Linked DNA regions of Homo sapiens: regions 1, 2, 4, 5, 6 and 7 are each linked to region 3. The links are chromatin loops, found by intact Hi-C in ENCODE. Cell type or tissue: endothelial cell of umbilical vein. All regions are shown on one strand.

Region 1 (4,000 bases), 150 kb after region 3:
ACCCATGTTGTTCTAGGGTACACTGTATTTATTTTGCTGCTCTGATTGTTCCAGGTTTGGCAATTAGGAGCTCCTTAGTGATTGGCTGCTGTGTTTTTGTTTGTTTTTGTTTCGTGGAGCATTTTCTTACTCTCTGGCACTACAAGATATTCCAAGATCATCTTGTTTATTACTTGCCCTAGCCCTGGAATCAGCTATTTCTCCAAGGAAGCTGGTTCCTTTTATTGCAGAATGGTGTTTGAAAACCAAAATCTGAGCATTAGGTGTGAAATTGGCTAAAATTTCTGACAATTTCATGTTGGTGAGAATGCAAAGTAATAAGCTCATAGGAATTGGTAAAACTAATTTGGAAAACAATTCGGCATTAGCTGTAAAGTTGTAGGTAAGTACACTTCATGAACCAGTAATTTCATTCCTAGGTGAATACCTTGGAGAAAGTTTGGCATATGTACAGCAAGAGTCATATACAGCTTTGTTTATGATAGCACAAAACTGAAAATCACCCAAAAGCCCAGTAGTAAGAGAACAGATGAATAAAATGGAGTACTGTAAGCTGTGAAAATGAATGAACCACAGCTATACACATCAACACGGATAAATCTCAGATACATAATTTTGAGCAAAAAAAAAAAAAGAGAGAGAATGATTTCATTTACATAAAGTCCAACAATATGCAAATAAATAATGTATATATTTGTAGGGATGCATAAGTGATAAGATGATACAACTAGAACGAAAAGGAAAATTATTACAAAATCCAGGTTACAGGTTGGGTATGGTGTGCAGTTGGGCTTCAGAGATACTGGTAATATTTCTTAGCTGAATGGTGGGTTAATCACATTCATTTTATTTAGATCATATATATGTGTGGAATATTGCATAATGAAGAAGGAAGTGAAGAAAAAGTAGGGGGGAGCTAGGGGAAAGGAAAGAAAATATAAAGAGGGAAGCAAGAAAAGAAGGGCAGGAAGGACACAGGAAGGGAGAGAAGGAGGGAAAGAGAACCAAAAGAGCACTCCTGTATGTGCTGTGGTCTTCGGATCCGGTGAAGTTCAGATTGTGACACCAAATATATGTGTGTCTTTAGATGAGCCACTAAACTCTAATAAGCCTCAGTTTTCACACCAGTTAAATTGGAACAACGTGCTCTGGCCTGTGTAGTTCACACTGTTATTGTGAAGATAAAATGGAATATTTACATCTATTATATTTATACCTATTATATCTATATAATAGCACTTCAAAAAGTGTCCTACAATGTAAAGCAAAAAGAAAAGTAATACATCAAGTTATCATCTTGATTCCTAATGCCAGATATGGTGTATCTCGATATTTACATGTAATTTCATATTCAGTGACTATTTAACTTACATCCCAGTCCTTTCTCAACTAAAATATAAAGAAGAAAGCAGACATTTTGCTATGCCTTTCACAAAGGTTAGTTTGCTCTTCTGACAAAATTTATAGAAGAGCAGCTTACCGAAAACATTCTGAACTCTCAGGCTGTGGAACCTGAGGTATTTGCTCGTTCTGGAAGGGTAATGTTGGTCTGCTCTCTGGTGGTCAGAGAAGAAAGCACATATGAAGGGGTTGTCAATCCGGTCTCAGTTTAAAAAAATACATTAATAATCAAGATAGCAGCTACCATAATTTATTATGTGCCAGGTTCTGTGCTAACTACTTAGTTCTCATTATCTCGTTTAGTCCTCACAACAACCCTGAAAGATATACTACATCACATTAGCCTCATATTTTTAGGTGAGAATTTAGGGTCACAGAGATTTGAATTAAATGGCCCATGGTCACCAAGTGAGTGATGGACAGATTGCCTCCTCAGAGGTGTCTGTGGCCAAAAGCCCACACTCAGCATCCACCTCAAATGTCTATTGGACAACTGAGATCTCCTTAGAGATCTTAACATCTTGTGGTACTTTAATTGTCTCATTGTCCCTCTTCTTTACTTGGAATAATCATCTTCCCTGTATTTTGACCAGACCCCAAACTGGCTACTTCTAGCCTCCAACTTCTCTAATTACTGACTCTTTATCTTTTGCTTGCTTTATCTTCTATTCTATTAATTAAATTAATTAATTGATTCTTTTATATTATGTAAATAAATAGTATTTACACCATATAGTATTTACACAATAGAATATTTAATATTTAGCTATTCTTTAATTTCTGAAATAAAAACCTACTTGGGCACAGTATATTTTCTAAATATACTGTTAGATTCAATTGTTACATGTTTTATTCAGGATTTCTTATCTATTTTTATTTGAGAGCCTGGTCTGTAATTTTCAATGACTGTTAGATTGTAATTCTAGGTTATTCTAACCTTGTGAGATGAATTGCAAAAGTTCCTGGTTTTGATGCTTTGACATAATTTGGATATCATGGAAATGATCTACACTCTGAATGTCTGATAGGGTTTTTTTTGCATAGTCATTCAAGCTTAGAGATGTTTTATAGGGTAGATCTTTTCATATGCTGTTCACCACCTCACCTTTTCCCTGACCTCTGCTGCTAGCTGGTCTATTCCTGTTTCTTATCTCTTCTTGAATCAATTTTGTTAATTTGTGTTTTCTGTATAATCAGCCATTTCATCTAGATTTTCAAGTTTATGGCACCAAAATTTTATGTTGTATTTTCTTATAATTTTAAAATATCTGTTTTCATTGTACTTATAACCCTTTTGCTATTCAGGTTGCCATCCTTTCTTATTGACTGCAGTAACCTCCTGACTGGTCTCCCCACATCCACTACTTTTCTCTGTGTATCTACCTCATCTTTTATCATTCCTTGCTGAATCCATCTATAGTCAAATAGAGCTATAAGATCTTAACTGCAAACCCACACATCAGAGAAAGCTATTGAAGTAGCAAGGTGGTTGTAGTCTCTTGCTAGCAGATCTGTACTACAAATCACAGCTGGGAGCTGTGGGACAGAGTCCTGTGCCCATTCTTGGGTATCCAGAGTTGTCATTATGTCACTTTCATCTCTAGCTTTTCACACACACACACACCCACACAGACACATATGTACACTTGCCCTTCACTGCTCCCTGCTGTACCCAGCCTAGCTGCATCTATCCAATATACCCTGCCTCCATAGCTCACCTCTGTTACTGGAGGAAGTGAGGAGGTGCTGTATAGGTTATCTTGGAAAAAACAAGTACAACACCTGATGACCAAATGGGAGTCCACAGTGCTACAAGCAAACCTTCAACCATGTGACAACCTTCACTAAACAAACCACTAAAGAAACTCCAATCCAGTTCTACTCAGGCCCACTCTGAAGGGAGGTGGATAAATCCAGAGATAGCAGTCAAATCTTGACTGCTTTAAAACTACCCCCAAATCAGCAAAACATATCCACCTTTTAGAATTTCAGACCCCAGCCTGACTCACCTCATGCATGTACACCTCTCTTTTTTCTCTTAACCTCTTTCATCACATATTTACCATTTATAGCTCTTAGACACCATGACTTTGATGTACAAATCAGCTCTTTCTTGGCCTCTAGCTAGAGCTGCTTTTCATGTTTAATCCTGAGCAGTATTCATCCTTAGCAACTGAGGAAGTTGAGCTGTATACATACACAATGACTGTGTCCTTACAGTATGAATTATTTTTTTAAACATACAATTGAGGATGTATAGTCATAGAGAATGTGCTTCTTTCAACAAACAGGTTATGTATGAAGTAATCAGTAAAGAAGAAAACAATTGAATCCAAATAGAGTATTTTTTCTCCTTCTTTGTGGTATGCAATGCCATATACTTGAATAATTGATATTGACTCAGTTCAGTGGTGTAGTGTGATATAATACGCAAGCATGGCCTGGAGTCAGGAGACTTTAGTCTACTCCTATGATCTGTTACAGTGGCTGTGTGACCTCAGGATAAGTCTACACGACCTTGACAATCATTTTAGCATAGTAGTTTTGGATCCCCAAAAGTGCATAGGTGCTTATTCTTTGATGAATAAGCAATATGAAA
Region 2 (4,000 bases), 58 kb after region 3:
GGGGAGGCTGAGGCAGGAGAATCGCTTGAACCTGGGAGGCAGAGGGTGCAGTGAGCTGAGATTGTGCCACTGCACTCCAGCCTGGGCGACAGAGGAAGATTCCATCTCAGAAACAAACAAACAAACAAATAAATAAATAAATAAATAAATAAACAAAATCGAACTACTGCAGAATGCACAGCACAAAGTTGGAAAGATGAGAACACTAAAATCAAAAGATTAGAAGAAGAAGAAAAGAGAAAAGAGAATGGTGAAAGGGTAAGAGAGGAAAAAAGTGGCAAAGAGAAGAGAAACTTGGCCGGAGGAAAGGAACAATAGAAGAGAGGGAATCTGCTCCAAAGTCATCTTTGTGGCTATTGACTCCTGGTGAGCTTTAAATTTGAACACGACCTGTGAATAACCGGCAAGGTGTCTGTGCACAAATCATACAGTAAAGACTTCCACGTGTTAGGATCCAGCCATTCTAGGATATTCACTTAACTAGAATGTTTTAGCTGTGCTCTAGCTTTAAGAAAGAGAAAAACCATCAGAGGAAAAAGCTACAGTCAGGGAATGAAAAGAAAAACCCCACCATAGATCTTCAGGGTAGAGTCACACTTGCTTAGAGCCAAACGGAAACCCCATCACAAAGTATTGAGACTGCGTTCCATAAATTACACAGCACGAGCTACCCCACTACTATCAAGTCTTACCTATGTGATGAAAAATATTCTTCAAGTACTGACTCCAAATCTGATAGGATATTGTGGTTACCATATGTTGATCATTTACCAGTATTCCTACAGCAATAATGTTGCAAGGAATACCATCATCTCCATTGATGGAGATGGAGACACTACCGCCAAGAAGGGTGGAATAACTGGCCTGAGGTCACACAGCTAGTCACTGGGATTGGCTGTAGACCCCCTCGGTCTTTCCCCTAAACCACATCCACCCTTCACCCCCCCACCTCCCCTAAACACACACAGCCATGGGGTTGTATTTTTTGCTATAGTAGAACAGTAAACCCAGTAAACTGTTCTACTATAGCAGTAGAAACCAGCAGTAGAACAGTAGAAACTGTTCTACTATAGTAGAAACCCAGGAATTCTAAGTTTTTTAATCCACAAAGGCTGAAACAAAATCATGCCTTGTGCTCAATTCATAGAATTGCAGAATTCCAAGGCTGGCAGGACTCCAGGGTCATGAAGTACCCCATCCTTTTTTTTTTTTTTTTTGCAGATGACTTAAACCAGGCTCAGTGAGTTGAAAGGCCCAAAGTCACTGCAGTTAATCAGAAAATTAAATTAACTGAAAATCGCCGTTCTTGAAAATATCCTATTCCCAGGCATTTTCTTGCACCCCTAAGGGGAACATTCTTCTCTTCCAGAGGGCTGCTCCACTGCTCTTGCCACAACTGTGGGGGACACAGGGAGGCCACAGAGCCTCCTGTTCCAGCGGCCTATAGCGAATATCAGGAACAGCCCCAGGCTGTTGGGCTACAGGTAGGGAGAAGATTCAGAGGGTCTGTTAGGCAGACCACAGCTTTGCTAAGAAGTTACATGGCAAACACCAAATCACCAGTTCTCAACTCTTTGTTTGATGCTATTACTTTTATAATCTATGGTTCCCTTTAAATCTAGTGTAATATGACAAGCTTATAATTCAAAACACATTTGTACAAAATGTAAAATACACACTGTACAAGCCCATGAATATAAGACACAATGTTCCCTTCAGGCCTCCTACTGAAAGCAGACAACACTTCTTCAAATCATCTGACATTTCTTGTCTGCTAGCTTGAAGACCCTTCATTCCCCACTCTCTGTTGTTTTCCTATTGACCAACTGCTACATTTCATGTGGGTCCTCTTGCTCATGTATGAGTGCATGTTAAGCGTTTGTTTTCCTTTAGGACAGACATTCCCTGCTGTGTTTTTCCTGGATTTGGACTATTTTTACTATTTACTTTATGTTGCCATGGAGATGGGGAGATCACAGATGTTAAGCGTTGGAATCTGGGGCCACAGGAGACATTTATCATTGTACTTTGTATGAAGTAGGCTCTTGTTCCCCATTTCTGCAAAGCCTCATGTTTATTTTATAAAGAAGTTACTAATGAGGACTCAGGCCTAATAAATAATGGGAAACTCTGCTTCACCTCCATGGCACATGCTTATTACAACAGCGATCTTATTAGGAAGGAAGGTAGAGCTCCTGAACACACAGAGATTAGCAGCCGTCAGTTTTTTCCTCTGCAGGAAATAGAAGGATGCATCAGAACAAGGGGCCCATTCATCATTCTTTCCCAGCTCCTTGAAGAAGAGAAACTTTCCCAAATTATTTCAACTATGCTCTGCAAGGAAAAAAAAAAAAAAAAAAAAGAGGAGGGCTAACCAGAGTGCCACTGTCGTCACTAACAAATGTTTGCTGATTACTGGTGAACAAAGGGTGAGTCTGACTTCAGCAAAATACAGTGGGTGAAGTTTACAAAGGCTACATTCTAAAAAATACTAAACATAGGTGCTGAAAGCATACACGCTAACCAAAGCGGGGGTTAAGAAACCCAGCTTTTATTCTTTTGAAGGATCTGTGTAGCTCAAAGTACAACTGAGTTGAAACAGAGATACAAACAAGAAAACAAACACTCACTGCGGGCATCTTTGGCGATTGATGTGAACATTTCGGGGGCATCTTTGGTGATTGATGTGAACATTTCGGGATTTGAACATTTTGGCTTTTGAACAGGTAACTCTCAAAATTCATTCCCTTAAGACTCAACCAAGGTAACTTTTGGCTTCTGTCACCTTGTCCAAACCAGATTGGGGTCCTTAAAAGCTCTTTTTTGCACACACACAAGGCCGTTGACGTCCAAGCAAAACAAAATGGACAAACACATATCGGACAATGGCCATTGATGGGCCCAGCTACACTCTTCCTGTGCTTGGAGAAATCTCTCCTATCCCCCCTCGCAAACTACCGGTTTCTTTCCCTGGACGCTGTTCTCTGCCTGCTCTTTCTAGGAGACAATGATGACTGCCCCATTTCCCTGGACTCTAGCCCTTTGCCTGATTGGTACTTTATTTAGATTGGCTGTTTGGCTCTTCCTAGGCTTCACCCTGGGTGCTCTGCTACTTTTTACAGGTCTACACCAAGTTCCTCTGGCGAGCCTCATAACCCTGTTCTGCTCCCAACTCTTGTTGTAGGGACCCCAGCCCTCTATTTGCCCTGTAAAGTTATTTGGACATATTTTTTTATCCCTTTTTGTCTCTCCTCTTTCTATTTTTTTCTTCCTTATTTATTCTTCACTTCTCCCTTTCCTTCTTCTCTGAAGCTTAAATTTTCTCTTTAAACAATCATTTTTCCGTTCCCAGTGACCTTCATAATTTGGTCTGAAAGTTAATATTTCTGTAGCTAAAATGTTTTAAGAGGCAATAGTGGCAGAAAGAACATTGGACTAGCTTCAGACCTTAGTTCTAACATTTGTGAGCTGTAGGATATTGGGGAAAATAATGTCCTTATACCTCAGTTTCTTCATTTGCAAAATGGAGATAATACTCTATAGTGTACACAGTAGTCATGAGGCTAGCATGGGTGAGAACCACTGATAGGTTCCCAGTAAAAGGTAATTATTTCATTCAACTTGACTCAAAAATTTATTTGGCAAGTGTTATTCATCTAGGTATGACATCTAAGCAATAGTGACAATATTTTGGGGAAATAAAAACTCCAGAAACAGTTGTCAAGAACTGCTAAGGGTCTTAGATTTTACCCTTCTTGAAAACTAGCAACCAGTATAAGACATGAGACTTCTGGGTCAGAGACAAAGAATTTTATTATTCACAACAACAGCAGTAGCCAACGTCTTCTGATTGCAACAGAAATTTGTACAGTAATTTACTCTAATTTTAAAACAGCTGAGGCCAGGTTTTATGCATTTTTAATGCATAACAAGCCTTTTATAAATCATCTGTATTTTACTACTTGTCTCTGCTCCCATCTCAGATACATCATTATATGAA
Region 3 (4,000 bases):
AAGAAAATTATCCCCAAACTTCTAAATACAAAGAGAAAACTTTATTTAATGAATCTCAACCCCAAACTACCGCATTGCATGGAATAAAATCCAGTTGAATCAGTCATTTGCAGCTGGTAGTCTTTAATAGCCAGCACTACTAAAAAATCATCAGATTTACCCTGCTTGCCATATAGCATCTAGTCTTCACTCAGGTTCTAGCTGTATATGTCTGGTTTTGACAAACACATTAGAAGGATTTTCAGTTTACAAGTCCATCTGCATAGTCCTGTTAATAGAAGGCATCTATAAATATCAAGCACTTTGTTCTCATCCACTTTTTTTGACCATGTATTGCCACAGCACTAAAATTCCCCCACCCCTTGCCATCAGCTCTTTCTAAAAGGAATTCCAGGCTACTACCAACTAGCTGCCTTGTACTACTGTTTCAGACACCCAAATATGTCTATCTAGATATAAAAGCCTGCCTCCTTCCTTTCTGAAACACATTGCCAATCGACATCTCTTTAGATTCTCTAGACACACTCAGGCACACTTTCAAACAGAAAAAAAGATTTCTTAAAAAATAGTTTGGTAGGACGTTAAATGTGCTTTCTAAAAAAACACACCCACTAGCGCATGCATTCTCTTGTTATTAGGTTTTATAGGAAACAGACCAGCCTAGGCATCTTCTGTCTTAGCAAATATCCCATCAGTGACATTAACCCAACCAGTGCTAGGTGCTAGTGATCTCTCCATCTCTGACCGTATTTCCTTGCAACTCTGGAAGTCTAGTTTTAAATACTGGCAGCAGACTATAACGCAAAAGCCTTTGGTTAAAAAAATCATTCCCTTTTGGCTTCTCATCAACCTAAAGGATTGTTGATTTTGTTTTTAAAGCAAAACCTCTTCAAATCTTTGGCAATAAAAGATGCAGAAGAGACTGTGTGAGCAGTCTGGTGCAGTAGGCTTGCTAACACTGGCCTTTGGATATCAGGTATAATCTCATATGGCTGTCCTAAACAAAAGGCTATCCTAATCAAAGTTGCCAGTGTTCCCTAAATGTAAGTCTCTATATGGTCACTCTTCTTGTCCCAATTCTAAAAACAAAACTGGAAATCTCATCCTGTTTGCCTTCCGGGAATATCCGTATGGCAGTGAAGCCCAGTCAGGCTCGGGAGTTTGCATGGTTTATTGCCTTGAACATTCTTGCATCTCCAGCTACCTTAGCCAGGAATGTTGACTGAAAGCCGGAGAAAGTCCCCAGATTCTCTCTAGAAGATAAAAAAGAAAGCCTTCTGTGCCTTACCTTGTAGTCTGAAACTTCTTCCCGAGGACTAAGTCGGAAAGGAAGGACTGATTTCTTTAAGCAGGAGCACAGCCAGAGAGCAAGCAGGCGGGCAGGCAGGCAGCCGAATACACACTGCTCTATTCAATAAAACTCCAGACCGCCCTTCCTTGGCCCCTCCCAGAAGTCCATGCTAAGTGAACACATATCCCCTATGTTTACAGTCGGGAGGCGGTGGTATGCATTGTCCTGTCGTTTTTCTAATAGGCAGCCAATGACGACACCCCAGCCAAGGTGGATGCAGCCTGCCTGTGGAGATGCCTGTCATTCCCTAGGCATGCTCAGGAAATCACTCATCAGAAAACCCAAGACCTAAAAAGCTCTGAAACTGCGTGCACGCTGCCAAAACCAGCCTGCTCCATGCCCTTTTTTGGTTATCCTTAGCAGGGCCTCTGGAAGTGAATCCATTGTCAGGAACAATCATAAGAAATGTTAATCTTGGAGAAAGAGGCTGTCTTGTAGAACACAAATGCAGCAATAAAAAGAAAGCACAGTCTCTGAAACAAAAAGTTAACAGATCAGTTTATTGGGCGTGGGGGTGGGGAAGGCTTCTTACCAGAGGGAGTCTTAATAGTATATTTCTTTTCAAAGTACTTGCACATACAAAATGAGTTTAAATTGTTATGCAATTCTAAAACCTGAAGGAGACAGGACCCGGGTCTGCTGAGCAGACTAAATTCTAGCCTGAAAGAGGCACACCTCCCCAAAATACGTCTGCATGTGTTATAAAAATAAGTGACCAAAGGGAAACCAAAAGCGTAGGTCTTTTTTAGCAGGTAATACTGGCCAGAATAAACCTAAGGTCCTACAGGCTTGGATATCCTCACTGGCTTCACTTTCCTCTCCTTATCTCTTTTGTTTCCTCAGATTTGGTGATGTGGAGATAGTACTAGAAATTCCTAGAAATTGATGCACATCAGAGAGGGTATGAAGAGACCCACCACCTGCTTTGGGCTGGGGTAGACAGATGCATATATCCCGCAGAGGTGACATAATGTTCAGGTGACGTCTTGAAAGTGCTCCGACCAACTCTTCATGGTTAGGATGTGTGCTATAAGAGGGTCAGAATTAGTAGATGCTAATGAGAATTAAGGTAACTGGCCCACACATAGTCTTGTCCTTTTCAATACAGAATTCACTCAATTAGTACTTAATTAAAATTGAAATCCCCTTTTTTTGGAGCACTTACTATTTGTCAGGCCTGGGGATAGGTGCAAGATCTATGTCTCATTGTTATATGTTTGAGACTGTTTCATCACTGACCAAGAAGTTTCACAATATTTTTCCTGGCTAATTACAAGTCCAGATACTGGTCTTTAAAAATGGGAGGTTTTACTATATGCCTTTCCCTGTTTATGAAGATGTGACTTAGAAATGATCTCTGTTTACGAAAATGTCCCTGCCCTTTGTGCCTCTTTTAGAACAGTTGGGAAGTAGCCAGTTCGCACTGTTGGTTTCCTTCTTCAGCCTTCCAGCATTAACAAGTTACCCAGAGGCATCCATATCAACTCTCTACACTCATCTCTTTTTTGGGAAGGTTGCTTCCCTCCCCTCTTCCTGACTGCTACTGCTGCACAGCCCAAAAAACTATAGCTGAGGCTCCCAGGCAGAGGGAGAGATGAGCCTCAGGCATCCCAAGAGGAATGCACTTTCCCAGAGAAAAGAATAAATAATGGTTGGTGGGAATCATACAGTCAATGTTGCATTTCAGGTACACTGTGGCACAAGCAGGCATTTGTGGAACACCACTGTTTATAAAATTGTTCCTGTGGGAAAATGTCTTCTGATCCCAGATAAATGATTTAGAAATAAATTTTCGGAACACGGCCAGTTTTGCTGATGGGGACATCCCATATCTGACAGGAAGGAAAGATAGAATAATACTACATAGTCTGGTAAACTGCTGGGCTTGAACATATTGTAGGGCAGACATCAGGAGTTCAGAAAACAGCTGCAATTGGTGATGTCTGTGCAAAGATATGACCTGTGTCCAGAGACGTTCCGGGTGCATGATCTCCAGGTGGTATTCTCCATAACTCAGTGAGGCCTGTTTGAAAGTGCTATTTTCCATTACCGCTGCTGCTTATATCCTAAACCACACTCTCCCTGCTTGTATAAATAATGCCCTTTGGTGGAACAGCATCAGGGTATAATTTTGCAATCTATGAATAAAATAAATACCAGCTTTCCAGAGGAAAGAAAAGTTGTGCTACAAATGGGGAAAATATTATCAACAGGAAACACGGCAGGGACCTGCATTTTGCCTGGTTTTTAGAAGATAAATGGCTAAATATTTTTGGGTTATGTCTTTTGATAAAAAAAATAGTATGTTTCCATAGATAAATTCTGGATATCTCATATATAGGGTATAGTAGATGAGTGACCACACAACCTATTTTATGTATTTGAAATACACTTATCATGGAGGAACTATATAGTTGAAGAATAATTTAACAAATTTCATGTAGTGTGTACCATGATATTGAAAAATTCTTCTTTCTTTGTCCTTTTACTTTTTTTAAACAATCAAGAATTTAAAAAAGAAAGGAAGGGGGAAAAAAAAAGATACATGTTGCTGAATCTCTGCCATGGGAAATTTTACTTTCATAGTATTTACTTTTTCCAGAGGCCATTTGTAAACAGCCCTAAAAATACACGAGATTTATATAGGAA
Region 4 (4,000 bases), 110 kb before region 3:
AGGAGAGCAAGAATTTAGTAGTCTTCCACTCATGTGCAGAATCCATGTACAGAAAGTGTGCTAATTGCCAGCTGTACACAGGATGTCCACCAGGCTATTTCCCTAATTGCCAAAAGAGGGAAAGGGAAACAGCGCGCACCCTCCTTTGTTATTAGGGGCATGCATTTGGGAAGCAGCTGTCTGTCTTCAGTTTGTGATAGTAAAACCCAGTGGTGTTATAGCTCATGCTACCTGGTAGGGTACTGACATGGGAAGAGTGAAGAGAGAAGTGAGTCTTGGACCTGGTTCAGACACTCTCTGGGAAGAGGAAGAACACAAAGGCCAATGAAAGACAGGCAACGCGGGAAGACGCATAGAGATAACAAGTGAATCATGAGCTGAGAGCAGGGCTGGGCTAGGCAAGTGCTTCCAAGAGTCCTCTGAGACCTGGTGCCTGGGGCTGGAGAGGCAAGGTAAGAGGATTGAGAAATAACAATCTAAAGGTTATTTGTGCACAGTGTTCTGGTCCTGCAGAGACCTACAGGCCTGTGTGCTTTCACTGCATAGCAGAGAATGGTACCCAGTGTCCAGCTGCCAGAACTGGTGTCTCTGAGAAGTGAACTAATGACTATTCATTGGCACCATGAACAAGTGGGCCAGTCATCCTTCAGCAAGATAATAGGTATCATGAATTTGATGATGCTTCAGGACTCTTACTAGGAAAAATGAAAGTCTGGGCCATTCTGAGATTACTCATAGTATCCTTTGTTTCTGGACACTTTATTGTTTAATTTTTCATCAAAGAGATTCTGGGCTGGGAAGGTTTGAGGGAGGTCAGACTGTAATAGAAAGGAACAGCTCCCACCACAGGGTGGTCCTTTATTAAGAAAATATGATTTTTTAAAAATAACTTTACTTCATGGAGGTGGGAGACCGGACCACAAGATCTGTTCCAGACTTTAGAGTCTGCAGCAGTTGTTTAAGAACAGCTTCTACCTTGAAACAATTCCCTAGGGAAGAGAGGTATGTGGGAAGTGCTGTGCATATGCCCTAATGCGCTTATGACACACATGCACACACATACACACACATACAGACACACATGCACACACAGGCACACACACATACACGAATGCATGCATATGCACACATGCACACACATACACATGCGCACACATACACATGCACACACATACACACGCAGGCACATAGAGACACACATGCACACACAGGCAAACACATATACGCATGCATGCATATGCACACATGCACATACACATACACACACATGCATGCATACGCACACATGCACACACATACAGACATGCATGTACACACAGGCACACACATATACACGCATGCATGCATACGCACACATGCACACACATAACATGCACAGAGCCATTCACTTACTATGGAAACACATAAACCTAAGGGAAATCTACCACTAGGGAGGCAACAGTTCGAGTAGTACAAAGGGGACGTTTGAAAAGGCTGTTGGAGATAAATTTTCTTATGAAGAAATTCATAGGCTCTGTACTCTTAGAACTAGGCAAAAAATCTTGCCTAGACAGCTGTTCCCCCACCCCAAGGTGAACAGGAATGTAGGTAAAGGAGTTTACATATTCAAAGGCAGCATCTCTTTCCTCCTTTCTGTTGGCCTCTCATAGTTTTCCCCTCATAGACGACGGCATCTCCCATCCCCTGCCCCTGCCATGGCGTTGAACGTGTTCACTTAAACTATATTGCTCTGTCATGTCCTGTGATCTTGAATGCAGGAGCTGCTGTGGAAAAATCACAGTTTACTCCTCATCCTAGTCTTCCAGTGGTTCTTCACCAGCGTCTTCATGGCCTGTGCTGATACACGTTTCTTAATTATTCTTTGCCTCATCTGTCTCTAGGCCTGTAATAGGGGCTTGGGTTGTGACACTGTCTTATTGCCCTTATAATGGTGAGCATGTAGTTTTATTTTGTCCCAGCACATTCCTTTTTGCTTTGCTTCGCGTAGCACTATTGGAATGTTTACTACAAGCAAGTCATTGCACTAAGTGCTGTGGGGGATGCAAAGATAAGAAGGGCAGTCCTAAAGGGAGATAAGACATGTATACAAAAATTCTATTATAAGACAGAAAGTGAACAGTACTCTGAAAGCAGTAGAGCTAAAGAACTATACTTCAGTAGGTGACATCCTGTGATCAAGGTCCCAGTGTTTAATCACTCTCACGCTCAATTTATCCTGTTATCGAACTAGATTTCCTGTTGCTGAAATAGAAACCTACTTATCTCTAGGAGGGCCACAGGTATTAAGTCATCCTTTAGTCTCGTCTTTTCTAGGCTAGACGCCAATGCCTATTTTCCATCCTTTTAATATCAGCCTGACTATAACAACTCTTCAAACGGGAAACCAAAATTGGACATAATAAAAGCTGACCAAGGCCTGGCTGAAGTCCCAGTGCTTCCTGCCACGTTCCTGTTAACACATCCTAACATCATTTTCACATTGATAATAGCATCTCTTAGAGAGATCATTCATTCAGTTTTGTGCTATATCCAGGGTTTTTGCTTTTTCTTTTTTCTTCTCCAAATGAATTGCTTTGTAAGTCCTATGCCCACTCTTACTCCTTTTGCTTCTCTGAATTCTAGTGGTTCTTTAAGAACCAGTTCCAGGCCTTACCTCTATGAAGTCTTCCTGGATTTGACTTTATTTCTTTCTAATTTATCTTGTTAGGGAGAGAGAGACCAGAAAGCTTGAGCCCACTCTTGTTTGCATGTTATTTGGGAAATAATTATGTTGCAATGTATGAGTCAGCTCCTCCAGCCAACTTGCTGTGAGACTCCCTGTTTCTGTTTAAACTGTCTTGCACCAATTACTTAGGCCGACTCTCTAAGCTCTTTTTAAAATCCAGGGTTTTTTAAACAACTGGACTATTTTCTTTTCCTGAAAAGTTTCTATCTGAAAAGGATCATGCCTCTAACTCCTTTCTGCCCTCCAACTTGAAACATATCTTTAAAACAATAAACGGTGCTTGGAAATAGCAGGGCTCTAACAATTTCTTGAATGAATGGTGGCTGGTGCACATCTACAAAATTCTGGTTCTGGTCTCGGTGAAAACGATAATAATAATACCTGCTTTATATAATTCTAGGAAAGAAGTGTGTACATGAAGAATGTGATTTCTACCCATAAGAAACTGAATCTAGGCCATAGTGATATATTTTAGAATGTAGATTTGTTGTTCATAGGTACAGGTTGTGAAGGAAATTATTATAAGGACTCAGGAGATAATTCTAGTGCAGAAGAAAAGGTCAAATCTTCAAAGGAAGCATATTAGTTCCTAAGCCACAGAATTCTCAGTGTGTACCACTCTTGTTCAAAGTGTCTAAATATTTCCACAATCATAAATTTATTTGTGGGTGTCCACCTTTTGCATCTGGATATTAAATTTACACATGGCTTTTATAGCTGGAATGAAATCCAGATTTTTTTCCAGTGATACCATATAAAGTCTTAAAAAATATTGATTTCCTTCTTTTTGGGGGGTGGTCAGACCTGGATGAAAGCATATTGCTCCTATTGCTAGAGAAATAATCCATTATGTGTTTCAGATACTTTAGGTGTTGTGCTTATTATTTACATTATATAATAACACTTTATTAGGTTCTGTTATATTTTGTAATAACCTCTGACTGGGATCAGCACTTGATTATGATCTACAGATAGAAATAAACGTATGGTGCCGGGTGTCGGGGCTCACACCTGTAATCCCAGCACTTTGGGAGGCAGAGGCAGGAGGATCACCTGAGGTCAGGAGTTACAGACCAGACTGGCCAACATAGTGAAACCCCGTCTCTGTTAAAAGTACAAAAGTTAGCCTGGCATGGTGGTGTGCGCCTGTAACCCCTCCAGAGGCTGAGGCATGAGAATCGCTTGAACCTGGGAGGTGGAGGCTGCAGTGAGCCGAGATCACACCAGTGTACTCTAGCCTGGGTGACAGAATGAGACTCTGTCTCAAAAAAATAA
Region 5 (4,000 bases), 65 kb before region 3:
GGAAAGGCCACCTTAACTGGGGCATGCTTGTGCTATTTACTATTTCCTACCTCTGGGAGAAAGGTAACTCTCCTGCTATTAGTCAATCACACCTTTCTTTCAATTTTTCTCCTCAGCCTTAACTTATTTCTACCTGTCTTGGGGGGCAGGAAGTGAGGAGAAAGCATCTTTAATACTCATCATTTGGAGACAGTCTTAAAGCAAATAAATTGCAGGTTCAGAGGCTGCATCTAATCCTCTTTCCATTCATTCATTCATTCATTTAATAAATATTACAAAATGTCTACTGTATACAAAACCTCCTCTAGTGCTATGAGAGATGTAAAAGGCACACTCTCTGATTTCAGAATTTATAGAATGTCATAGGGAAATGAGAGCTGTACCCAAATGATTATAATACACTCTAAGAACTGCAGATGCTCTGAGAGTAATGTAATCGCTAAAAGAGTTCAGGAGGGGAGAAACAGAGGGAAGCCCACGTGCAATAAACAAAAAGTCAGCATATTAGAGAGGGAAAATGATGGTGGCAGCATTATGGGCTGAATGGTATTTCCCCCAAATTCATACGTTGAAATCCTAACTTTCAGGATCTCAGAATGTAACCGCATTTGGAGATGAGTTCTTCAAAGAGTGATTAAGTTAAAATGAGGTCTTTAGGGTGGGCCTAATCCAATATGACTGGTGTTTTTACAAGAAGAGGAAATTTGGGCACAGAGAGAAAGACACCAGACAGGTGTGTGCCCGGAGAGAGGACCACGTGAAGACACAGGGAGAAGGTGGCCATCTGCAAGGAGGGCCTCGAGAAATCCACCATGCCAACACTTTGATCTCAGACTTCTACCCTCCAGAATGGTGAGAAAAGAAATCTCTGTTGTTTAAGCCACCCAGTCTGTGGATTTTCACTATGGTAGCCTGAGAAAACTTGCATGGGGGCAACAGATAGAATTTTGAAACAACAATTGCCTGAGTGGTGTGCTGAACTCCTGAAGAACTTTTCTACCTACTGGAGCCAAGCTCAGCAAAACTGTGAATGAGTGAAATGCCCTTTGGTTTCTCCATCCTCTAAAGTGGAAATCCCCTCTTTCACCTCCCTAGGTGGTCCTTGTTCTGGTAGAAGTTTTCCTCCCAGGTGAGAGAGATTTGTTGAAAGTGAGGGGTACTTAGCACTCCTGAGATCACCAGTGTTTGCACAAAGGTGAGCTTATTCACCTTGGAAGGCTGACTCATGTTGTCTTTATTGATTCAAGTCACTAGCATTTTTCACAGGAAGTGAAGACTTCATGATTGATCCAGGACTGTTTTGTGAAAGATATTACATTGCAGGAAACATTTAAAAATAAAGCAAAAAAAAAAAATCAGATTACAAAACAGGATAAAAGACTTGATAGATCCTTCAAAACTTGATAGATTCTAACTGATTAATTAACTGGCAAGTAAAGTAGGAGGGCCACAGCAGAAAAACTGGTTTCTCACAGTGCATCTTCAGATGTAAGAATTTAGAATATCAGGCACAGAGGCTGTGTAATTCCTAAGAGCAGAGCCCAAAGTATTAATAAAACATAAACTTTACTCACAGGTCAGCAATCAGATGTCTGAGCCTTCTGGTTGGTCACCAATCCCTGTGGAATTTGATTTGATGATCTTGAAATGTTCCAATGATACCTGGAATAAAAGGAGGATGGAAACATAATTCAGTTGAATGAATTTTAGCTAATACAGACTATATATTTTCAAATATCATTTCTTCCTCAAGTACTGTTGTTAGTTAGAATCTAAAGGGAGAAGTAAGGCAGGGGTAGAAATAGCTATTGTGCATTTGCATTTTAAGGAAAATACAGTTATCGCAAAGTCCATCCATTTATTCTGAATAAATTATTCTGGAGAAGGAGGTATAGTTAAGACAAACCCAGGGATAGTATCTAATTGCCAAGTTTCTTTTTCACTGCTCCCAATCCCCTCAGTAATTTTATTTCAAAATTTGAGAATGAATAAAGGGAAACTGAAGGAAGAAAATGTTATAAGTGGAAAACTTTTTTGGTCTGTAGTGTCTATGTATGTCCATGAACTACCTTGTTAGTGAGACAAAGACAGAAAGGCTTTCAAGAGAAAACATAAAATGAATGGCAGAGTCACTAACAGTGGAGTTTGTCTTCAGATAATCTCTTTCCTTTCTATTTTCAGATTTAGGGTCTAAGGGCCAGAGAGTTGCTAAAGCTCTTACTCCCTGTTTAAGATCTTTCTCTCCCATCAGTTACCTCGCAACTTCAAATAGACGCCCGGGTGAACCATTCCTCCCTTGAGCCCTTTAAGCCATAGCTTTTAATGCAGTGCCCGACACACAGATGCTGGCTGCCCTGGCTCAGAAGCAGTTGCCAAAGGTCTCTGCAGGGAAAGCTGAGTCTAGACCGGAGGTAGTAAGGAAGGAAAAGGCCCAAGATGAAGGAAGACGGGAAGGGAGCTGGGCCCTGTTAGGCAAATGAGCCTGTCTTCCTCCCCGAGTCCCCATTGCAGCCAGTGGCAAACAGCCAGGCACTAGTTATTGCTCCTTTGATTTAACCATCTCCTCGGGCATGGGGAGAAATGAGTTTTATATGAAAACATTTACTATAGGAGAACCAAGGTGTAATAAAAAGAAAGAAGTAATTTCTTCCCTCTTGATCAGATTTCTAGTCCCCTAAGAATAGTGATTTTCTTAGAACCCCCAGGAAACCTCTAGCTAAAGTCATTCAGTAGCATGAAAAACTGTAACTAGCACCTTTCTAGATTAAACAAATAGAAAAACATTGCTAGCATATATTTACAGGAGATGGTTAATATCCTAATTTAAAATTTCTACTGCAAGTATTCTCAGAAAGATGGCATTTTCCAAATGGATACTAAGAGCAGAGGGTGAGATGATAACTTATTTCAACAGAGAATCATTGCAAAGGTTAAATTAGGGATCCTTTACAAAAATAAATAATTGTAAATAACTAACAAGAAGACCCAGATTTTCATTAATTTAAAATTTTATCTTACATGGTTGAATTAGGGTCTCTGATTTCAACATTACCATTTTTATAAAACAATTCCTCTGTGACTTTTTCATAATATGATTTGCTTTCATTATGGAAATAATAATAATAACTATTGTTTGTTAAGTATTTTTCAGTGGTAGGCCCTGTGCTAAGCACATTGCACACATTATTTCATTTGATGACTGTAACAACCTTGTAAAATACATATTCTTATCTTAGGATAAGCACTGAGAAGTTTCTTGGCTGAAGTCATTTGCCTGAATTCACCCAGCTAGTGGTGAGGCCAGTATTCAAAGCCAGGGCCTGACCCACCATGCTGGGTGTATTTGGTGGATACAGGAGCCCACTTGCTTGTTCACTGAGTGAGTCCTCTGCTTCAGGACACAGCACAAGGTGATGTACAAGGGCTCTGCTTCCATGGAGCTTATACTCTGCTGGAGTTCAGACACCATACATTTCTGATAGTGAGTGAGCAAATAAAAAACAGCAGGATGTAAAGAGGTCCACTGAGGGTCCCTGGAGGTTGGATGGTGAGGGATAGTCTCTCTGAAAAGGAGACATCTAGGCTAAAAACACATTTCTAGGAAGAAGCCCCCCCATGTAAAGATCTGAAGGAAGCATGTTCCAGGCAGAGCCCTTGAGAAGCCTGGTGTGAGGCTTTTATGAGATGGCTGTGTGCTCTGGGATCATGAAACTTCCAAGTTACTCAGTCCATGTGGGATTCAGGCTCATATGTCTGTTCGTAGAGTACACAATGCTGAAAGATGTGCTGGACACAGGGTCTTACCAAAAAACGATCCCCACAGGGCTGCCTTTGCTGGAAAGCATGAGGATCTGTCCCTGCCCAGAGATGAAAGTGCCAAAGAAGCACATGATCACCTTTGTATCCAGTGCCCAGAGGGATGGAGGTTCCCCACTCCCTTTTTTGCTAGGTAGACTTCAAGAGAGCTGTGTTCTACAGGCTTGCACGAGCTCCTTTCATA
Region 6 (4,000 bases), 160 kb before region 3:
AAATCAAAAAACCATTTTGCACTTTCTATAAAACCCTTGGTATAATTTGCATCGCTATATCTTGCTCATTGAATTGAGATTTTTATGTCATGTTTTAGAGAAAACGAGTTACAAGAAAATGCAGATATCAAAGGGAACAGTAATTAAATCACACATAAGCAGCTATGCTCAAAACAGGAGCAAAAGTTTTGTTCACACCACCTCTGCCTATGTGCATGACCTCAGCATTAGGGTGCCACTTAATGTGGAAATCGTTCCATAAAGTTCTTTCTCCCCGCACCCCACCCCCACCACCCTACCCCCGTCCTTGGCTTCCTTAGGTGTAAGTCAAGATGAGTATCAGGCCTTTGACCATTAAGAACACAGCTTGTTTTCAGTGAAGCTGGTAGGTACTAAACTTACCTAAATAGAGGCTAGGCGGATACTCTCTTCCTCTCTCCTCATTTTATATGTATATGGAGCAAAACTATACTTCTCTACTTCAATCAGCGTGAACTTCTAATTGAAACTAAAACTCACATACGTTGGTGGCTAAACAAAAATAAATAATATGGTAGCAGCTTGTTCCTGTATTTTTTTTTCCTGCCCAAAATAGAAAAATTAAGGCCAGAGTCACACGTAAGTGTTCTTAGCACTTAACTTGTCACCATCTCTTGTGACTATTCCTTTCTTCGAATTACCCAGCTTTTTGGATTTCTACACAATAGGCATGTTAATTATTAATTTGAGCTTTGAAGCTTGTTGGCAAGTTTGCTAATTGTTAAACAGACTTTTTTCTACTGACAGATTTTCTTAAACGTTATTTCTCTTAACAAAAAACTTATACCTTAAAAGAACCTTATGTTTACAAGACATCTTTTAAACTATTAAAAAATAGTAATATTAGGTAATATTCATTGAACACTTTTCATGAACCTAACACTATTCTAGGGCTTTAAAACATTAAACTACAGACACTTCAGCAAGTTTTAGACTCAACTTACCAACCTGAATCAACTCGCTTTGTAGATTTTCTATGAATGTTCAATAAACTTAATTTTCACATCTATTCTCTTGGCAATCCCAAGTAATATCTATAGATTCTACCTTTCTTACACCTTCATCATTTTATTTAGATCTTTTATGTACACCTTTTCTTCTGTGAGCTTTAGGTTCTCCTTTGGATAAATATGAATAGGTTTCTGCTTAAATTTACGTACAAAAAAATTGTTTTGGGGCAACCGTATTTATCCATCTTAGCCTCTTGGATGAGACTGAAATATCCATCCCTAGTAGCTCCGCCTGCTTTTGAATATTACAAAGGCTTTGGTGTGAGGAGCATGTCAGATTTCTCCCTCAAACCTGCTTGATGACTTTCTTATTTGAAGTGTTCAGAAAAACAGGGTCACTAGGCAAGCCTGCAGCCAAGGAACAAGCCCGGGGAAATCCACATTGCAGGGACCCAAGACTCCTCTCCGGCACATCTGGCACAGCAACCAGTGACAAAACAGAGGTTGGAATTTGGCCCCAGTGGTTGGAGAGAGTGTTTTGTGGGGAAGGAGCACAGGAATCACGTAGCCAGCCCAGTGTCTGCACCTCAAGTTCTTCTACAAAATTGGTAGAGAGCTCTCAGGATTCGACTGTATTTAGAAATGAGGATTTACCTGAATATACTGGTCTCGTCTGTCTGATAATCAGTTGCCCAGATTTTCAGTTTGATGGGGTAAGGGATTATGTTGAGGGGAAAGCTCAAGCTATACAAGAGAGTTTTTCCAAACTGTATAAAATAGAGCAGTAGGTCCATACCTCTCACTCCCTCTTAGAGACTTCCAATGAAAATGAACATGAAGGGCTCTCAAAGTCATGTGGTAAAGAAATCTGAGGAATTTAGCTTAATCCAGTGTTTCCCAAGTATTTCGCCACAAAACAATCTTAGTCTTATGCAATATTTATTTACAACCTTTAGAAAATGCATTCTTGAAAATGGTACTGAGAAAGGTCTCTTAGGAAGGTGGTCAGACCATATAGAGAATCATTGAATGACATGAATCCCAGTTATAATGTTTTCTAATACACTAATCTCACAAAAGGTCAGTGAACAAAAACATGGATGCCAAGCATGATCTGCCTTTCAAAATAATGGGAAAAGCAGACTAAGCCCTGTCTGAGCGATGACTGCTGGTCTTCTGTTAGTGATATAAGAACTGGACCTGCTGACTGAGTATCTCTAAGACAATGGCTAATGACCTCACAACAAAAGCATGCTGCCTGCTTAGCACGTTTCTGTCTGGAAGCACAGGATGGGAAGACTGACTTTTTTTTTTTTTTCTTTGCATGTGAACACAGTTTCTATTAACTAGTTGCTACTTCTTACCTGAAAGTATTCTCAGTATGTTTAAGTTTGTGGGTCATGAATTCTCCATTCTGCGACTTAACTTCTGTAAATCCCTTCTTTCGATCCATGAAGCTCTTAACTTCTTCTTTGGGTTCTTTGTCCTTTTTAATCTTTTCATCTTTGATCTAACCAACAGTACATATCAGGAAGAAACAGAACAAGAAAAATCTTATTAGGTTTTGGTTGGTATCATCAAGTAAGACCCAAAATTGTTAGGAAGGCAGAAAACTCAGAAAGAAACCACTCAGATGTGGTAGAGTTGGAATCAGGTGAAATTCTTAGAGAATGAGCTATGGTCCTTTAGCCTGTGAACAAACACCTTTACCACAATTTTAAGAAGGTAAGATCATCCCTGATCTCACTGAGGTTTTTATTTTCAAGAGCAGTGGTAGTACTATTGTTTGGAAACCACTAAGTTCTGGGAACTTCATGTAAAAGTAGCTGTTTGCAGTTCCCACTGGGAAGAGCAATTATTAGGATGGCTTTGATGGAAGAATGACCACGTTGCTTAGACAGGTTTCTTCCTGGATGGTGAGAGAATCTGTGAGAGAGACACAAATGGGAAAGAAAGAAAAGGAAACCTATCAGTTTAGCTAGATCTGCCAAACCAACTCTGGCGAAGACCAGTATTTTAATCAACTGAGTAAATTATGTCCCAAGGATGGGACATTTACTAACCCTACCTTTAGTAGGAGGATCCAAAGATATGTGGGGTCTGTGAGAACATGTCTGTAGTCATCTAAACCATTAAAGTTAGAATGGAATAGGAAAAATTCCAGGGTTTACCTTGATTTCCATTGTCAATAAAAATTTAGTTCTCTGGAAGTAGTTTTGTGGTTGTGGTGGGAGACATAGGAAGATGATATATGGAGGGCAGGTGTTAGCTTTCATATTTTGTGCGTTTTGTGTTTCTTTCAGTAAGTGAGACAGATTATTTAAAAGTATACTGAATTTACATAGCTTTTTGTGGGGGAGGGGGTAAAGGAATTCAAATCACTTCACTTATATCATCTCATCCATTCTTAAAAGATGAGTGTGAAAACAGGTGAGGTGCATTCACGATGGTTCTTTTCAAGACAGTTACAAACCATGAGCATTCTAAAGAAATCCAGAGGAAAGGTAGGCCATAAGAACTCAGGACTTTAGGTGTTGTGGCCTAGGAGGTTCTATCCTGACCTGATCACTCACCTCTTCTCACCTATTCTTCAGATACTCTGTGAAGATTTACTCCTAAAGTGCATTTTTTTTTTTAAGAGACAGAGTCTTGCTCTGTTGCCCAGGCTGGAGTGCAGTGGTGCGATCTCAGCTCACTGCAGCTTCCACCTCCCGGGTTCAAGGGATTCTCCCGCCTTAGCATCCTGAGTAGCTGGGATTACAGGCATGCAACACCACACCCAGATAATTTTTGTATTTTTTAGTAGAGAATGGGTTTCACCTTGTTGGCCAGGCTGGTCTCAAACTCCTGACCTCAAGTGATCTGCCCACCTCGGCCTCCCAAAGTGCTGGGATTACAGGTGTGAGCCACTGCACCTGGCCTAAAGTGCATGTTTTACAAAGCAGAGCACAGTTTTTTGCTCTTTATTGATAAGTTTTAAGTCATTTGATTGTCTTCTTTGGGTATTATCT
Region 7 (4,000 bases), 92 kb before region 3:
TGTTTGTTTTTGCTCTGTCGCCCAGCTTGTAGTGCAGTGGCATGATCGTGGCTCACTGCAACCTCTGCCTCCCAGGTTCAAGTGATTCTCCTGCCTCAGCTTCCCGAGTAGCTGGGATTACAGGCACCAGCCACTATGCCCAGCGAATTTTTTTTTGTATTTTTAGTAGAGACAGGGTTTCACCATGTTGGCCAGGCTGGTTTCGAACTCCTGGCCTCAAGTGATCTGCCTGCCTTGGCCTCCCAAAATGCTGGGATTACGGGAGTGAGCCATTGCATCCGGCCAGAATGTATCTATTTAACTTTTTACTCCCCTGAGATTGGTGGAGAATAATAAACAGCAAAACTAAATTTTTATCTGTTTGTTCAAATGAGTAATTGCTTTTAAAATACAGTTTAATTTGAGATGTGAGCAAATAGTGCCTTTTGCTTAGAAACAATGCATTAAGGATTTTCACTGATTACTGCTCATTCCATTCTGCCTACTGAATTTTTTTTCTCCCTCTTTTGGTCACGATTGCTCTAAAGTTACTAATACCCTTAGAATAGGAGCTTAGTGACTACTGGGATACTGTCCCTACTGGTGACCACTGATTCCTATGGTTCGGTATAGTATCTTGCATTTTGTAGGTATTCAGCATCTGTATTTCTTTTTATGACAAAATGAAGTACTTCCTTCCTTTTTGCCAAATCTAAAGACCTTATCTCAAGAACTCAGAGTGAGAAAGCCAAATGGAAGACAAGGAAGGACGAGGTAATGGCATAAAAGTTGCACAGGCTAAGGGGCAAGACAAAGAAGGAAGTTTTTTTTTTTTTTTTTTTTTTTTTGAGACCGAGTCTCACTCCGTCACTTAGGCTGGGGTGCAGTGGCGTAATCTCGGCTCACTGCACCCTCTGCCTCCCAGGTTCAAGCGATTCTCCTTACCTCAGCCTCCAGAGTAGCTGGGATTACAGGCACCCACCACCATGCCTAGCTACTTTTTGTATTTTTAGTACAGACGGGGTTTCTCCATGTTGGCCAGGGTGGTCTCGAACTCCTGACCACCCACCTCAGCCTCCCAGAGTGCTGGGATTACAGGCGTGAGCCACTGCGCCCAGCTGGAAGAACGTTTTTGATGCACTACGTTTGCAGTCGAGGTTATTTGAAATGAACTGGGCTAAAACCCTTAGAAGGAGATATGTGGACGACAGAGTCTCAGGACAGCTCGGATGCAGTGAATAAATGCCAGTCCTAAGCACATGCAAGCCAGCATGGCACAAAGCCTTCAATTAGCTTGCAAAATAGTCTTTGAAAAGGTCTGTTTCTGAAGAATAAAATGTGTAAAAATTCGCTTTATTTTAATCTGTGGTTATAACACCGGGTAAAAGTACAAGTTTTAAATTATTTATCATTTCAAAGTAAAACTGCATCTGGCAATCAGACTCAATACTAATTAAATAAAAATAACAGGGTATTTTTATTTGAAAAGCTTTTATGGGTAAGGAAAGTCAATGGACTTTCTCTTCTCTGTAGTATACCCCATCCCCCACACTGTCTGCAGGGGTCAGGTGTACAAAGGCTGTGGGTCATCTCTAATAAGTATGAACCCATACGGGGTACATGTTATGTTTGAGGATACAAAAGTATAATTTCTTGATCTTTTTTTCATTTTAGATAGGTTGTAAAGCACTAAGCACACACTTCCCAACACTGTTACTCTGTGGGTCTATTCTCAGTACCCAAAATAGAGCTTGTAGTGGAATAGATGCCCAGTAAAAATGTGTTGAGAGTAAGTAAATGAATCTGCAGCTCTGAGCCTTGGAGCCACTCTATTTCCAGTAGTTGGTAACTGCCCTCCAGATCAGGGATGAAATCTTTCTTTTAGTTCCCTAAATTCAAAGAGAAGTTAAGTCTTCTCCCATCTGGGCTCAGGTATACTGCATAGGGCCATAGAATTATTTTTTTTCAAAACAGAAAATTGCCTTCATTTTTATTTGGCTTTAAATAAAGTAACATATGATCGTAGTAAAGAAAAATCAATAATACCAAAAGCGAGAAAAAAATTAAAGTGACCACCAATACCCCAGAGAAAATGGCTAGTCTTATTTTAGAGGAGGAAGCCAAGGTCTGGAGCTAAAGGAAGAGGGACTTGCTCAGGGTCTCATGTGCTCTTTGTCTTCAGATCAAAACCATGATTTTAGATGGCCTTGATTTCAGCTTCTGGCCACCTGTTTCCTGCACACACCCTGCACTTTCCCACCAGAGCTGGCTGAACCATGAAGCCTGACTTTCACTATTCCCATAAATGATCAGATTTTACAAAATCCTGAAGGGTGGTCATGGGCTTACCAAATCTCAGAATAGCAGAACTAGAAGGCTCACCTTGAAACATGGAAAGGTAAACTTAGTACAAGTATAAGGAATTATGTAAGTACTACTCTTAAGAAGAAAGAAAGAGCGAGAGAGAGAGAGAGAGAGGAAGGAAGGAAATGAATGGAAGCAAGAAAGAAAGGAAGGAAAGAAGAAATAAAAAACAGAAAAGAAAACAATATAATATCCCAAAAGAAGTAATACAGACAGAAATATAAATTAAACAAGGTTAGGATTAATTTGTGTAAGTTTATTTTAGGTTATTCAGGGTACATAACTAAGACTTACTGTGTACATTCCTTTTACATCTGACATTAAAAGAAGAGAAATTCTTCCACACAAAACAAAAAAGTCAAAGGAACGAACCACGTAGCCGTGCGGTCAATTCTTAAGCAAAGTCCTGAACCTGAAGAAACTGGGTTTATTCACTCTAATGACAGTATGGCTCTAACCACAGCACTTTAGTTCTGTCACACCTCTGTCAATGATTCCCTGACCCCCTGTTCACGTGGAAAGGAAAGAAGCTGACAATGGCAATCTAGCCTGATGCCCAGTGTCTACATCCTCAGTCCTGAGCCTCTCTAGCCACAACTCTATCAGGTCTGCCCCTACACCCTGGCCTGTCTGCTTCCTGATTCTGTTACACTTTGGTTTCCTAGCATGCTGTGAGGTATATAAAGGCAAGAACCATGTCTACTTCTTTACCACCATTATTTTTCCCATCCTGGCACACTTAAACCTGGTTAGTGCTTAATAAATAGTTGTTGGATGAAGATATTTTGTAGACTATCATGAGAACCTGAGGTGAAATAACACAGCATTGGAAGGAATAAGAGGTGTGGTTCACTGAGCCCGGCCACTGCCCGCAAGACTTCCATGTCCACCATGTCCACTCAACATTGGGCCTCATACTCTCCCTGGTTCTCCCCCATCTCCCTGGTACGTTGTCTTCTTTGATGGCTTCCATTATACCTTGATGACCGCTCACTTTTTCTACACTTGCTTTTTTGGGAATATCCCCTCAGCTTTTGTACTAGCACCACCATACTGTGTCTGCCCAAATTTATTACTCTAATAATAATTTCTCTCCCTTTTTGAACAAAGAGTGAAATTTCCTATCTCCACATGCCTGCAGGAAATCCCCTTTTGGATGTGGTTTCTACCTGAAATTAAACACTGCTCCTCTCTGACGATTCAAGAAGGAAATCCTCCATTTAGGACAAAGCAGAGACTTTCCTTCCAGCTCCTCAGATGTATATTCTTTGGAACCGTCTATAAGTTCTTTGCTCTCCTAAAAGGTTTGCTAATTCTCCCTCTGTAAAGACTCTCATATTTGATCTTTCTTCATTTCCATACTCACTGACCTGATTCAGGCCCTCATTACCATACTATCTCTTCCAGTGCTGGTATCCCCATATTCTAGTCCACTGTAGATAAGTTTCTCCAGCATAGTGTCATCGCACATAACTCCCTTGTTAAGTCTCTGTCTATTCCTTGTATGGCAAATAGGAACAGCCAAGATATACCAGTCCAATCCATTTTCCCTTAAACACTCAACAGGTTTCTTGCACCAGGATTCTTATTTCCACTTCTGCACTTTTGCCGGTGTCATTCCTTCACCTAGACAGGCTCCGTTTCCCTCTTCATTGCC

What was found. Peaks named below come from ENCODE experiments on the same cell type or tissue, not always from the same donor. Only the 100,000 strongest peaks of a DNase experiment are listed, where the experiment ranks them.
Region 1: it touches region 3 in a loop (6-fold over the local background); 9 of 110 quality-filtered maps call a loop at or near these places.
Region 2: it touches region 3 in a loop (4-fold over the local background); 13 of 110 quality-filtered maps call a loop at or near these places.
Region 4: it touches region 3 in a loop (2.9-fold over the local background); 23 of 110 quality-filtered maps call a loop at or near these places.
Region 5: a loop joins it to region 3, with 3 times the contacts of the local background. A loop is called at or near these places in 18 of 110 quality-filtered maps.
Region 6: a loop joins it to region 3, with 2.7 times the contacts of the local background. A loop is called at or near these places in 36 of 110 quality-filtered maps.
Region 7: it touches region 3 in a loop (4-fold over the local background); 12 of 110 quality-filtered maps call a loop at or near these places.

What each region holds. Positions count from the first base shown.
Region 1 is chr7:134,630,699-134,634,698 of GRCh38, reverse strand. The region is part of intron 1 of LOC124901750 (a long non-coding RNA gene); the gene reads left to right. Among named protein-coding and RNA genes, the nearest start is that of BPGM, 14 kb to the left of the region's middle. In endothelial cell of umbilical vein, a CTCF peak has its summit at 1,593 (motif pointing left); DNase peaks (open chromatin) are centred at 1,538 and 3,668; H3K27ac peaks cover 1,809 bases.
Region 2 is chr7:134,718,547-134,722,546 of GRCh38, reverse strand. The region is part of intron 1 of LOC124901750 (a long non-coding RNA gene); the gene reads left to right. It also overlaps a transcript of CALD1 not described here. Among named protein-coding and RNA genes, the nearest start is that of CALD1, 59 kb to the left of the region's middle. In endothelial cell of umbilical vein, no CTCF peak of the experiment used is centred here; a DNase peak (open chromatin) is centred at 2,176; H3K27ac peaks cover 1,522 bases.
Region 3 is chr7:134,777,038-134,781,037 of GRCh38, reverse strand. CALD1 (caldesmon 1) reads right to left here and starts at 1,404. Exons shown (of 15, transcript NM_033138.4): 1 at 1,289-1,404. All of the region lies in intron 1 of LOC124901750 (a long non-coding RNA gene), which reads left to right. In endothelial cell of umbilical vein, no CTCF peak of the experiment used is centred here; DNase peaks (open chromatin) are centred at 1,547, 2,697, 3,137 and 3,297; H3K4me3 peaks cover 1,686 bases; H3K27ac peaks cover 3,532 bases.
Region 4 is chr7:134,884,947-134,888,946 of GRCh38, reverse strand. The region is part of intron 3 of CALD1 (caldesmon 1); the gene reads right to left. Among named protein-coding and RNA genes, the nearest start is that of AGBL3, 100 kb to the left of the region's middle. In endothelial cell of umbilical vein, no CTCF peak of the experiment used is centred here; a DNase peak (open chromatin) is centred at 2,356; H3K27ac peaks cover 1,629 bases.
Region 5 is chr7:134,841,546-134,845,545 of GRCh38, reverse strand. It overlaps CALD1 (caldesmon 1), which reads right to left. Exons shown (of 15, transcript NM_033138.4): 2 at 1,575-1,662. It overlaps LOC124901750 (a long non-coding RNA gene), which reads left to right and starts at 1,662. Exons shown (of 2, transcript XR_007060537.1): 1 at 1,662-4,000. RefSeq lists an enhancer at 1-541. In endothelial cell of umbilical vein, no CTCF peak of the experiment used is centred here; a DNase peak (open chromatin) is centred at 2,475; H3K27ac peaks cover 1,589 bases.
Region 6 is chr7:134,939,591-134,943,590 of GRCh38, reverse strand. It overlaps CALD1 (caldesmon 1), which reads right to left. Exons shown (of 15, transcript NM_033138.4): 7 at 2,354-2,499. Among named protein-coding and RNA genes, the nearest start is that of AGBL3, 45 kb to the left of the region's middle. In endothelial cell of umbilical vein, no CTCF peak of the experiment used is centred here; a DNase peak (open chromatin) is centred at 2,220; H3K27ac peaks cover 1,628 bases.
Region 7 is chr7:134,869,185-134,873,184 of GRCh38, reverse strand. All of the region lies in intron 3 of CALD1 (caldesmon 1), which reads right to left. Among named protein-coding and RNA genes, the nearest start is that of CALD1, 92 kb to the right of the region's middle. In endothelial cell of umbilical vein, no CTCF peak of the experiment used is centred here; a DNase peak (open chromatin) is centred at 2,194.